Linked DNA regions of Homo sapiens: regions 2 and 3 are each linked to region 1. The links are chromatin contacts, found by Hi-C or POLR2A ChIA-PET in ENCODE. All regions are on one chromosome and are shown on one strand. Each heading gives the region's core, a stretch centred on a gene start or an enhancer-like site at or near the end of the contact. The rest is flanking DNA. Distances are from core to core; before and after follow the strand shown. Region 1 holds the start of ZNF264 (zinc finger protein 264). Region 2 holds the start of ZNF587 (zinc finger protein 587). Region 3 holds the start of ZNF417 (zinc finger protein 417).

Region 1 (4,194 bases), core at 274-2,773:
AGTTAATCTGAGTGGCCACGTGGTCATCTATGGTATGCAGCCACCCACAATACCCCTCCTCAGCATAAAGCAGCCAGAAAGATCACGTCCAGATTCCCCATGATTGAGGAATTGATAAATAGAAACAGGGAACTGAAACCAGCTCCAGTGTCCCATAGAACTGATATTTATGGTTTCTTTTGAATCAACACATTATAGACATTGAGCCTCCCCTTCCTAAAACTCGAGACACTTTTATTTGTCTTATCTGATTTCCTTTCTCAGGAAACCAAGCATCAGGCCTCCCAGATAGTATAAAGAAACTGAAACTTACTGGATTACCACATCTGGAAAAACGAGATGCTATACCCCTTACCCATGATGATTGCCTAACTGACCATCTGCTGCCTGTTGACCCATTCCTCTTCCTTACCCCTTCCTAATTCCTGTTTTCTCAAACATAGTTACACTTCTTCCCTGATGTATAAACCCCTAGTTTTAGTCAGTTGAGGAAAGAGATTTGAGATTGATCTCCCATTTTCCTCAGCTGCAGCACCGAATAAAGCCTTCATCCCTGACAATACTCATTGTCTTGCTGACTGGCCTTCTGTGCAGCAAGCAGCAGGATCTAGATGCAAGGACCTGGCCTTTCTGGTAATATTGTCATCAACCATTTAATGATGTAGACTTGGTCCCCGGCTCATGCTCTGTGTATTTTCTTCTCCATCTACATGCATTGCCTTGATGGTCTCACTCAATATCATGACTTGAAATAACAGTGTAAGGTAACTCCTAAATTCATATATTCATGCTCAAACCTTCTTCCAACATTCAGTCGTAAGTCGAATTGCCTGTGACAGAGATACTTTGTGGTTCTGTAGACATTTCAAACTAACCATCCTGAGCCTCCGAACCTCCTCCACTTGCAGCCTCCCCACCTCAGAAGTGGGCAAATCCACTTTTTGTGTGGTCTGGGCCAAATACATGACTCCCTGCATCACGTAGAGGCTGTGCTGGTCCAAAGAAGGCTCAAAAGAGGGCAGTTTGCGCACACAACGTGTCGGGGCAGGGCTTCCAGATGATCATTCGGCTTTTTTGTGTCTTCCAAGATGATGATCCGGGGAGGAGGGATGTGAAAGGGGGTCAGTCGCCAGGCGAGCTGAGGACCCAGTTCTGCGCCTTTGCCTGTGCCCTGACCTGAAGGAAAGTCCCTGTCTCCCGAGCTCCGATTTTCCCGAGAGAAGAATGCAATGTAACCCTTGCCCCTCGGTTCCCTCCCTCCATCCTTCCCCTCGAGTTGTGCCCACCGTAAAGAGGTGGGTCTGGAGCGTCTCCTCGGGTCCTGGAGTGCCTTTCCCTGGGAGGAAAACTTGCGCCGTGAAGCGTTCCTCCCGTTGTTGAACACATGAGGAAAACTACACTACTTAGAAGGCTGTGCATTATGCGTACGGCGGGAGCTGGGCCAACGACGGCCTAGGACGGGGACGTTTCCGACGGCTCACGCCGGTGGGGGCGGGACTTCCGGGTTGCTCGCTGCGGACGCCATTTTCTTCTGCACTTCTGTCTGGAGAGGTCTGTAGCCACTGAGGGCCCCGGTCGGGGCCGCTTTGCAGGTCCCTAGTCAGGACCGAGCAGGGGAGTAGGATAGGAATCCCCGCCGCACCTTTGTACGAGCCTGACCCCTTCCGTGGGTTTGTTCCTGGGTCGCCGTCAAGCTGCGGTCTCTCCTCCCCCGCCCTTCAGCCCCGCGGTCTCCAGGGGCGGCGCCCTGGGTCTGGAACGCGGTTGCCACCGAGGAGGCGGCGGCCCTGCGTCTGGAACGCCGTTGCCACCGAGGAGGCGGCGGCCCCGAGCGCGCCTGGAAGCCCCGGGCAACCGGCCAGGGTCGGGCACAGGTGGGGTCCGTCAGGCCGCCCGGGGCTCCTCTGTCCCAGCTCTGCGGCCCAGGGGGTGACGTGATGGCGGCAGCGGTGCTGACGGACCGGGCCCAGGTGAGTGGACGGTGGCTTCGCGGTTGCCGCTTCCTTGCCAGCGCTGAGGCGGTTTCCGAAGTGGGTGGGAGCCCAGGTATCCCCTGGATTTGTCTTCGCAGTCGTCGTTCGCTTTGGTGTGTGGAGCTGGTTTGCCACTTAATTTATACCTGGCCGTAAGGAGTGTTGGGCCTACTGGAAGGAGCTCCGTAGGTTGTTGAGTGAATGATGCTTCCTCTGGGGACTCCCATCATCCTTGGCCTGCAAGCATTCTCTGGTGGACCAGGTCTCATTCCAGCATGAATTGGGGGCCTGAGGGGGGAAGGGGAGGGCAGGGCAGTAGCAAGCCGACAAATGCGCGAGCAGAGACAAGGTATGTTGTATGTTTAAGGAGGCTCAGGAGGGTGTGTAAGGTTGCCATGGTTTTCCTGCGGCCGCTGAGACGTGGAGGGCAACAGTGTGTGGTCTTTTCCTGGATGTTCTAGCCATCCGCAACTACTGCAGACATTGTGGCCAGTCAGATGCCCTTACTCTCATCGCTACAGCCTGCATTATCCTTGGCCGCTCGTGTTCCGTGGCCCCAAAGTATCCTGGCGTCAGAGACAAGTTCTGTCGGAACCCAGTAAGGAAAGAGGCCGATGGTTGGTTCATTGTGGAATTTCCTTGGGGGATCTGGGAGACCCAGGGAGATCCCAGAGGGCATGGGAAGCTGGTCTGGAGCCTGTCGTTCCCCAAGTAGATGCAGCCCTTCCAGTGCCGCTCTGTGGGGTCAGTGAGGAATGCTGAGCTTTTTGTGCCCGTGTTCACATACTTTTTTTTGTTTTGAGACAGGGTCTCACTCTGTCGCCCAGGCTGGAGTACAGTGGTGCACTCTCAGCTCACTGCAGTCTCTGCCTCCCAGGTTCAAGCAATTCTCCTGCCCCAGCCTGCCGAGTAGTTGGGATTACAGGCATGCACTACCACACCTGACTGATTTTTGTATTTTAGTAGAGACTGGGTTTCACCATATTTGCCAGGCTGGTCTTCAACTCCTGGCCTCAAGCGATCCGCCCACCTCGACCTCCCAAAGTGCTGGGATTACATGCATGAGCCACCATGCCCGGCCCACAGATACGTTTTTCAGGGCTAATTGAAATAGACTTAATGTTAGAAATGAGTGGAAATGCTTATAACTTCATCGCATTAGATTTGCTTTGATGTTGGGGGAGTGTTGGAGTTACACTGTTAGACCGTGAATCATAGTAACCCCATGTTTAGATCCTATCTATGGTGGTGAGATGTGTGACTGGGTGAATTGATAGCGCTTCCTTAGCATGAAGTCATTGACTGTGAAGGTGATGATGGTGTTGACTGCAGGGACTGTGAAAGGATTAATAAAAATCCCAGAGCACACTGAGCATTGAATACTTTAAATTTAACAACTGTTACTGGTGGGAAGTGTTATTGTATTGATCCAGAAATCAAGGCTCAGAGAAATGAAATGCTGTCTTTGAGGTAAGAGCTGTCAAGTGTCAGTTTCAAGTGTTTGGAGCTAGGAACTTCTAGTCACTGTGTTTACACAGGATGTGAAGCCTTCAACATGGGGCAGGCACCTAGCTGGACCAGTGAGACTCAGGTACTGCCGTTGTAACCATTATTGCTATTATTACCATTTCCCCATTTCCCTGTCGTTTTAGAGCCCTTAGCTTCTGTATTTCACAGTCCACAAGTTGTTTCCGTTGTCCTGTGTCATTCTCTAACGGCCGTTAAATAGGAGGCTTCTCTCCTTTACTCTGGTATTATGTTAAAAGCATCTATCTTCCCTCTTGAGCCCAGCACAGAGCTAGGCCCTCAGGAGGTGCTCTGTGATTCAGGCCGCCATCACTGTACACCTTTTCCAGTGGAGCACAGTCTGTGATCTCATTCAGCAGCTGAAAGGCCAATACTACTAATTCTGTTTGACTTTCCAGGTGTCTGTGACCTTTGATGATGTGGCTGTGACTTTCACCAAGGAGGAGTGGGGGCAGCTGGACCTAGCTCAGCGGACCCTGTACCAGGAGGTGATGCTGGAAAACTGTGGGCTCCTGGTGTCTCTGGGTAAGGCCTTCCTTCCCCCTCCACCATGCAGGTGACCTGCCACTTCCTTCATTCCATCTTCTGACTCCAGGCCTGGCTGCACAAGAAGGCCTCTAGAATCTACCTTGCCTCTTTCCCACAGCTTTAGTCATTTTCCACAGTAACCTCTTCCTATCTGGTCTCCTATATC
Region 2 (4,734 bases), core at 251-2,750, 660 kb after region 1:
CCCAAAGTGTTGGGATTATAGGCATGAGCCACTGCACCCAGCAATTTATTTATTTTTTATTTTTTATTTTTTTTGAGACAGAGTCTCACTCCTGTTGCCCAGGCTGGAGTGCAATGGCATGATCTCGACTCATCGCAACCTCCACCTCCAGGGTTCAAGTAATTCTCCTACCTCAGCCTCCCGAGTAGCTGGAATTGGAGGCATGCAGCACCATGCCTGGAAAATTTTGTACTTTCAGTAGAGACACGGTTTCTCCATGTTGGCCAGGCTGGTCTCGAACTCCCGACCTCAGGTGATCCACCTGCCTTGGCCTCCCAAAGTGCTGGGATTACAGGTGTGAGCCACCATGTCTGGCCTTTATTTTTATTTTTTGTGGGTATATAGTAGTGTATATATTTGTAGATTACATTAGATATTTTGATGTAGCCATGCCATATGTGATAATCACATAGGGTAAATGGGGTCTCAGTCACCTCAACATTTATCCTCTGTATTATAAACAGTCCAGTTATACTCTTTTAGTTATTTTTAAATATATAATTAAATTATTTTGACTATAGCCACCCTGTTATGGTAGCAAATATTAGGTCTTATTCATTTTTGCTCACTGTTTTTTGTACCCATCCTGTCATCATGTCTTATGGAGAATTTTCTTTTGTTCCCAACAAAACAATGAAACTCGCAAAACTGACTGTAATGATTCAGTCTACGTGAATTTAAAGAGCAATCAATACTTAATGTTCTCAGCTCTGAGTGCACACATTGTAAGTCTGAATGATGCCAATGATATGGCCACTTAGATAAGTAAAGTTTGGGAGCATCTCAAATAGTATTTTTATTCTCTGGGTGCAGGATGAGCTTCCTAGAGTCTGATGTGATACCTATTTGATGCTTTTACAAAGAATCAATAATCTTCCTCCTTTGAGGTGTGAGCAGGGCTTTCCAGCAGCCCTCAGAATGTAACATGGTCTGCATTCGGTTTGCTCTTGGAGGATACCACCATTGTTGGCTGAGAGCTCTGGGAAGTACTTTACCCAGAAGGCGCTAGTTGCAAGGCCCAGGATGAGGGATTTCTGGGCATGCTTGTCAGGCCAGGGAGTACTGGGTTGGGACTGAGAAGGCACAAGAGGAGTAGTCATCTCTGCTCCCAAGTGGCAGGTCTGAGGCTCATAGGCACTGGCTGGGGTGATGCCTGCTCCACCCACAGTTGATGGCAGCAGCCACACTGAGGGACCTAGCTCAGGTAAATGCTGTGTATTACAGGCTTCACCCCAGCTAGAGTAATACAGGTAGAGGAACCAATAGGTACAAAGGCTTGGAGGTGCATCTGAGCCATGAACATTTCAGAACCTGGTAACCATGTTGTGTCATGGAAAGTGGGGAACTACATTACCCAGAAAGCTCTGCTTTAAACGACAGCCGGTCAGAGCCAGTGAGCACTCGGAAAGAAGGCATTTCCACGTGTGCACGTAACGTAAGGCCGAGACTTCCGGGGTCTCTAGTAGCGGCTGTGTATCGGCGATGCGGGTGTTTCCCCAGTTTGTGGCCCCTGAGTGCTGGGTGGGACCGCGGTGACTGAACCTAGAAGGTGGAGAGGAATCGTCCTCGGTGCCCAGAGGCGGCTCTGCAGCCCCGTGACGGCGACCACTGCTCCCGGGCCGTGCTTCCCCAAGTAGTCCGATGGCAGCGGCTGTGCCGAGGCGCCCAACTCAGGTAATTGTGGTGCCTTCTGTGCCCTCAGGTCACCCCATCGTCACCCAGGTCCTAAACCAGCGAGGGAGCGGCTCCTGCTCGTGGGTCTGTAGCCGGTACCCGGCGTAGGAACACTGAGGCGCTCACAGGAGGCCTCTCCTTGTAACCGTCCAGTGGGTTCACGTTGCCAGCTGCCTAGACAGAGCCGATTTATGAAGACTGGGGAATTGCGATGGAGAAATAGTAATTCACGCAGAGCCGTCCTGCTGTTCGGGAGACAGGAGTTTTATTATTCAAATCAGTCTCCCTGAGCATTCTGGGATCAGAGTTTTCAAAATTTGGCGGGTAGGGGCTTGGGAAGTGGGGAGTGCTGATCAGTCTGGTTGGAGATGGATTCATAGGGGGTTAAAGTGAGTTTTTCATGCTGTTTTCTGTTCTGGGTGGGATGGCAGAACTGATTGACCCAGATTACCGGTCTGTGTGTTGTCCGCTGATCCATCCAGTGCAGGATCTGCAAAATGCCCCAAGCACTGATCTTAGATATTGGGGAAACCAGCCCCACACCACCCAGCAGATACCCCGAGTCCTGCGGAGACAAAGGAGTTAGAAAGAGACAGAATACGCATTTAAAAGGCGGGTCCAGGTGGCCAGAGCATTGGAGGCTTCCTGGCGGCCCAGAGCTCTTGGGCTCCACCCAGTTTATTGGTTTACAAGCTCTTTGTTCTTATGGCTGATTGGAGGGGGAGGAAGCGATCAGGAAAAGGATTAATCAGTAAAGGAGAACTCGTGAGTCATTCCATAAGATGTAAAGCACTGGCCGTTTCTGTGAATTTCCTTGAACAAAGGCGTGTGTCTAAACTACTTAAGATCTTTAACTTAACTGAAACGGGTGGCTGCGGGTTTCAGGAGGAGCCAAGATGTTTGATTATGCTCCACTGCTTCAAGGGAGTGTGATCTCCCTGAGCAACCCATGGAATGCTGCTGAAGAGTTATGCTCTCGGGGCATAAAGACATGAAGGCAATAAGGAGACTTTTCTCCTCAGAGGCCGCCCATGGCTTCCCATGGGTGTCTCACACAGGGGAGACCAACTCAACTAGCACCCCAGAAACTCACATTAGGTTTTACAATAGTAAGGTTATCTTCAGGAGCAACTTGGGGAGGTTCAGACTCTTGGAGCCAGAAGCTGCATGACCCCTAAACCGTAATTTCTATTCTTGTAGCTAATTTGTTAGTCCTGCAAAGACAGGCTGGTCCCCAGGCAAGAAAGGGGTCTTTTCAGGAAAGGGCTATTATCAATTTTGTTTCAGAGTGAAACCATGAACTGAATTCTTTTCCAAAGTTAATTCAGCCTATGCCCAGGAATGAAAAAAGACGGCTGAAAGGTTGGAAGCAAGATGGAGTCGGTTAGGTCTGATTTCTTTCACTGTCATAATTTCGTCAGTTATAATTTTGCAAAGTCGGTTTCACCTGTTTCTGACACCAGTGGGATGCAGTGGGGAGAGTGACAGGCACAGGTAGGGGTGCAGGCAATGGCCTGCAGATGGACAGAGCTGGAAGGATGGAACCTGGGGTTCACAGGCATCTGTCAGGAACAACGTGTGAGATGGAGCTCTTCCTGGTAGAGCAAGCAGGCCAGGGGCTGTGCATTCATCATGAGGATTCTAGAAGCCATGGAGAGTTTTGAAGAAAGGAGGGACATGATCCAAATCCAGGCTTTTAAGAAGTTTCCCAAAGGCCAATCAAAGGAAGAACATCATAGAGAGAGAGGATGAGGACTTTGGGGCCTTGGGAGGTTGAATCCGTTTTGTAGATCACATAGATGGTAGAGATGACATTTTGCACTGAGAAAAGCAGGTCAGACAACCAGCCTTAGGGTTACCTGGTTCCAGGGACAAGAAAGGGTTCAGGGAGTCCTGAGCTTATCAAATCCTGTGACATGTTTGTAATGTCTGCCTTTCCCCTCAGGCACTCCTGGCTGCAGAAGCACTTAGGGAACCCACACAGGGAAGTGGAGGGTGTTCCATTCCCTCATTGGTCCTGACGCCATCTACAGGTTCTCTAGCTTGTGGTGTCCTGGGACTCTTAAGTGCCATTTTTTTCAGTCCTTTGATCCGAGGACCCTGGAGAATCTCTGAAGCCAGGATACCAAGTCCATGACAGGTTATATGGAGGTATTCCCATTTCTGTCAACCAATGTAAACACCCTTGTAAGATTAACCCAGGATTTGCTACCAGGTTGTGAAATGCTTAGAGATAAAACGGATCAAAGTCAGGAGGTGATATTACCACAGTTCTACCTGGCTACAGGCTTCATCTGGCTGGACCTTGTTGCATAGACTGTGGGTTGAGGGAAGAGGAAGAAAGGTCAGAGATAAGGCTCCTGCCATAATCCAGGTGAGGGTTAATGGATCAGATAAGTGGTAAATCACATGGGTCTGGATTCAGGATTCACTTTTTGTAAAGAGACAGCTAGGTTTTCTTTTTTTTTTCTTAACGTGGAATTTCAGTCTTGTTGCCCAGGCTGGAGTGCAATGGCGCAATCTTGGGCTCACTGGAGCCTCTGCCTCCCAGGTTCAAGCAATTCTCCTGCCTCAGCATTCAAGGTAGCTGGCATTACAGGCACCCACCATCATGCCCAGCTAATTTTTGTATTTTTAGTAGAGACGAGGTTTTACCATGTTGGCCAGGCTGGTCTCGAACTCCTGACCTCAAGTGATCGTCACATCTCGGCCTCCCAAAGTGCTGGGATTATAGGCATGGACCAATGCGCCCAGCCGAGACAGCTAGGCTTTTTTTTTTTTTTTTTTTTTTTTTTTTTTGAGACGGAGTTTCACTCTCTTGTCCAGCCTGGAGTCTAGTGGCACAATCTCAGCCCACTGCAACCTTCACCTCCTGGGCTCAAGTGATTCTCCTGCCTCAGCCTCCTGAGTAGCTGGGATTACAGGCATGTACCACCACACTCGGCTAATTTTTCTATTTTTAGTAAAGTCGGGGTTTCACCATGTTGGCCAGGCTAGTCTCAAACTCCTGACCTCAGGAGA
Region 3 (4,242 bases), core at 1-2,500, 730 kb after region 1:
AATGCACAGCCCTCGGCCTGCTTACTCTTCCAGGGAGAGCTCCACCTCACACTTTGTTCCAGACAGGTTCCATCCTCCCGGCTCCGTCCATCTCCAGGCCATTGCCTGCGCCCCTCCCTGTGCTTGTTGCTCTCCCCACCGCATCCCACGGGTGTCAGAAACAGGTGAAACCGTCTTTGCAAAATTATAACTGAGGAAATTATGACAGTGAAAGAAATCAGACCTTACTGACTCCGTCTTGCTTCCAACCTTTCAGCTGTCCTTGTTCATTCCTGGGTATAGGCTGAATTAACTTAGGGAAGGAATTCAGTTCATGGTTTCACTCTGAAACAAAATTGATAATAGCCCTTTCCTGAAAAGACCCCCTTCTTGCCTGGAGAACAGCCTGCCTTTGCAGGACTAACGAATTAGCTACAAGGTTAGAAATTACCGTTTAGGGGTCATGCAGCTTCTGACTCCAAGAGTCTGAACCTCCCCAAGTTGCTCCTGAAGATAAATCACTATTGTAAAACCTAAGATCAGTGCTTGAGGTATTTTGCAGATCCTGCACTGGATGGATCAGCTGACAACACACAGACCGGTAATCTGGGTCAATCAGTTCTGCCATCCCACCCAGAACAGAAAACAGCATGAAAAACTCACTTTAACCCTCTATGAATCCATCTCAGGTCCCAACCCTTACCGCCAAATTAATGTTGAAAACTCTGATCCCGGAATGCTAATGGAGACTGATTTGAGTAATAATAAAACTCCTGTCTCCAGAACAGCCTGACGGCTCTGCGTCAATTACTATTTCTCCATCGCAATTCTCCAGTCTTCATAAATCGGCTCTGTCTAGGCAGCTGGCAAGGTGAACCCACTGGACAGTTACACAGGGACCCCCACTGGACAGTTACACAGGGACCCCTCCTGCGAGCGCCTCAGTGTTCCTACGCCGGGTACCGGCTACAGACCCGTGAGCAGGAGCCGCTCCCTCGCTGGTTTAGGACCTGGGTGACGATGGGGTGACCTGAGGGCACAGAAGGCGCCACAATTACCTGAGTCGGGCGCCTCGGCGCAGCCGCTGCCATCGGACTACTTGGGGAAGCACGGCCCGGGAGCAGTGGTCGCCGTCACGGGGCTGCAGAGCCGCCTCTGGGCACCGAGGACGATTCCTCTCCACCTTCTAGGTTCAGTCACCGCGGTCCCCCCCCAGCACTCAGGGGCCACAAACTGGGGAAACACCCGCGTCACCGATACACAGCCGCTACTAGAGACCCCGGAAGTCTCAGCCTTACGTTACGTGCACACGTGGAAATGCCTTCTTTCCGAGTGCTCATTGGCTCTGACCGGCTGTCGTTTAACGCAGAGCTTTCTGGGTAATGTAGTTCCCCACTTTCCATGGCGCTAAAAAGAGCGATACCCAGAGTCCATCTGCAGGAAAAGCCCGCCATCAGGTCAGGGGTTCTCCTTAAAAAGCGCACCCTTCTGGCCGGGCGCAGTGGCTCAAGCCTGTAATCTCAGCACTTTGGAAGGCGGAGGTGGGCGGATCACGAGGTCAGGAGATGGAGACCATCCTGGCTAACACGGTGAAACCCCGTGTCTACTAAAAATTCAAAAAAAAAAAAAGTTAGCTGGGTGTGGTGGCGGGCGCCTACAGTCACAGCTACTCTGGAGGCTGAGGCTGGAGGAGAATGGCGTGAACCTGGGAGGCAGAGCTTGCAGTGAGCTGGGATCGCGCCACTGCCCTCCAGCCTGCGCGACAGAGCAAGACTCTGTCTCAAAAAAAAAAAAAAAAAAAAAAAAAAAAAAAAAAAAAAAGGCGCCTTTCTAGGGCAGAGGAGGGGTCTCACCTAGCCTTAGAAGCCGTATTGAGATTCCTGGAGACTAGTGTCTGTAACTAATCACTCAAGAATCTGGAAAAATACTGTTTCAGATTTCGGGGAGCGCAAGGTAAATAATAGGGAGCTCAAGCTAAAACTATTATTTAGGATTCTCCTAAAGGCTAAAAATCCAAATTACCACACCGTTTGAAACAGTCGTTCAGTCGCAAAATACCTGCACTGGAAGCAGAGGCTGATAAGCGTTGTTGTGTTATAATGTGTCTGAAGGCCCTCAGAAGCCTTAGAGTGCCTAAGGCAAATGAAGGAAGTTAGGGATGTGCTCCCCTATAGCAGGAGTGCAAAGCTGAATCTCTGTGATTCCTACAGAAAACAACTCTCCTGCTGATAGAATCTGTGAAAGGAAAATCTTGTGGCCTCAAAATTACTAAGCTAAAGGGAAAAGTCAATCTGGGAACTGCTCAGGGCAAACTTGCCTCCCATTCTATTCAAAGTCTTCCCTCTCCTCACTGAGATAGATGCCTATTCTGATTGCCTCCTTTGGAAGGACTTATCAGAAATTAAAAAGAATCCAACTATTTGTCTCTCTACCTGTCTACCTGTGACCTGGAAGTCCCCTCCCTGCTTCGAGTTGTTCCCGCCTTTCTGGTCGGAACCAATGTACTTCTTACATATATTCACTGATGTCTCATGTCCCCCTAAAATGTATAAAACCAACCTGTACCCCAACCACCATGGGCACATGTCGTCAGGACTTCCTGAGGCTGTGTCACGGGCATGTGTCCTCAACCTTGGCAAAATAAACTTTTTCTTTTATGAGACGGAGTCTCGCTCTTTGGTCAGGCTCGAGTGCAGTGGCGCGATCTCGGCTCACTGCAACCTCTGCCTCTCGGGTTCAAGTGATTCTCCTGCCTTAGCCTCCCGAGTAGCTGGGAGTACAGGCACGTGGCATCACGCCAATTTTTGTAGTTTCAGTACAGACGGGGGTTTCACCTTGTTTAGGATGGTCTCGATCTCCCTCGTGATCTGCCTGCCTCACCCTCCAATGTGTTGGGGTTACAGGCATGAGTCACCACACCTGGCCAGCAAAATAAACTATTTAAATTAACTGAGACCTGTCTCAAATTTGGGGGGTTCACAAATCATTATAGCGTTCAATTAATTGAACAACACTTTTTCCCACTTAGTATCCTTTACTTGATATTCTAACTTACATTCAACTCCTTTTAGTAATTTGACATCAGTCTTATAAAGAACAATAAGGCTGGGCACGGTGGCTCACGCCTGTAATCCTCGCACTTTGGGAGGCCGAGGCAGGCGGATCACCAGTTCAGGAGATCGAGACCATCCTGGCTAACATGGTGAAACCCCGTCTCTACTAAAAATACAAAAAAAAAATTAGCCGGGTGTGGTGGCACACGCCTGTAGTCCCAGCTACTCGGGAGGCTAAGGCAGGAGAATCACTTGAACCCGGGAGGCAGAGGTTGCTGTGAGCTGAGATCGCGCCATTGCACTGCAGCCTGGCGACAGAGCGAGACTCTCTCAAACAAAGAAACAAAAAACAATAAAATAAATGGTATCTTGGTAGTAGTGATGGCTACAGTCTGTAAAAAGTAAAGTACAGGTTCCTCTTCAAAGACTTTCCTCCCATCTAATTAGGAATAAATAGTAACTTCTCTTAGAAGCAAAATTTATTCAAAGACCTGTGCTAACATTCTTAAATATCTTCTAGCCGTAATTAAAAAAATCCATGTACTTTATGTTCTTAGCTCCCACAATTTAGCCTAAATATTTGCCCTGGCATGTTTACACTGGTCCAAGCAAGCATTGTCATAGCCTGTTCCTCTTATTTGAAGGTGTTTTTGCCTTTCTTAGCATTCCATAAGTTAATTCCTCCTTCGTTTTCCTCTTGCCTTTGCCTCTTTTAAAAATGTTCTAAGTTGCTAGTCAATCAGGACAAATACAGAATGTGAATTTGTATTTAGCCAGTGGAAACCGGACACAGCAGTAAGGTGGATGCGTCAGGCAGGTTATAAATGACCCTGTCTCCTTTGTTCAGTGTAATCTCACAGCAAAACTGCTGGCGAGTATACCGTTTCTGCAGAAAGTAAAAATGGCCTTGCTGAGGAAATTAAATTTATGTTCAATGCTATTTCTTTCTTTCTTTTTTTTTTTTTGAGACGGAGTTTCGCTCTTGTTGCCCAGGCTGGAGAGCAATGGCGCGATCTTGGCTCACCACAACCTCCGTCTCCCAGGTTCAAGTGATTCTCCTGCCTCAGCCTCCTGAGTAGTTAGGATTATAGGCATGCGCCACCATGCCCAGCTAATTTTGTATTTTTAGTAGAGATGGGGTCTCTCCATCTTGGTCAGGCTGGTCTTGAACTCCCGACCTCAGGTGATCCTCCCACCTCGGCCTCCCAAA

What was found. A loop is a pair of places that touch in the nucleus more often than their neighbours do. ChIA-PET counts read pairs that join two places held with the same protein, here RNA polymerase II (POLR2A). Pooled maps may share reads with other maps.
Region 2: a loop to region 1 is called in a pooled map, with 7 times the contacts of the local background. The contact joins the promoter of ZNF587 here to the promoter of ZNF264 in region 1. A Hi-C loop is called at or near these places in 5 of 50 pooled maps. POLR2A ChIA-PET finds 5 or more read pairs at or near these places in 2 of 52 experiments (OCI-LY7 and activated T-cell).
Region 3: a loop to region 1 is called in a pooled map, with 9 times the contacts of the local background. The contact joins the promoter of ZNF417 here to the promoter of ZNF264 in region 1. A Hi-C loop is called at or near these places in 1 of 37 single-sample maps with no recorded cell type and 10 of 50 pooled maps. POLR2A ChIA-PET finds 5 or more read pairs at or near these places in 2 of 52 experiments (A549 and activated T-cell).

The regions. Positions count from the first base shown.
Region 1 is chr19:57,189,977-57,194,170 of GRCh38, forward strand. It overlaps ZNF264 (zinc finger protein 264), which reads left to right and starts at 1,524. Exons shown (of 4, transcript NM_003417.5): 1 at 1,524-1,970; 2 at 3,899-4,025. The coding sequence starts at 1,938. RefSeq lists enhancers at 1,360-1,419, 1,440-1,529, 1,540-1,599 and a silencer at 1,770-2,039.
Region 2 is chr19:57,848,359-57,853,092 of GRCh38, forward strand. ZNF587 (zinc finger protein 587) reads left to right here and starts at 1,501. Exons shown (of 3, transcript NM_032828.4): 1 at 1,501-1,713. The coding sequence starts at 1,681. LOC124904782 (a long non-coding RNA gene) reads right to left here. Exons shown (of 2, transcript XR_007067358.1): 2 at 1,957-2,203. RefSeq lists enhancers at 1,099-1,208, 1,279-1,338, 1,509-1,748, 1,799-1,888, 1,943-3,142.
Region 3 is chr19:57,915,342-57,919,583 of GRCh38, forward strand. It overlaps ZNF417 (zinc finger protein 417), which reads right to left and starts at 1,251. Exons shown (of 3, transcript NM_152475.3): 1 at 1,038-1,251. The coding sequence starts at 1,070. RefSeq lists enhancers at 1,008-1,297, 1,316-2,171, 1,568-1,627.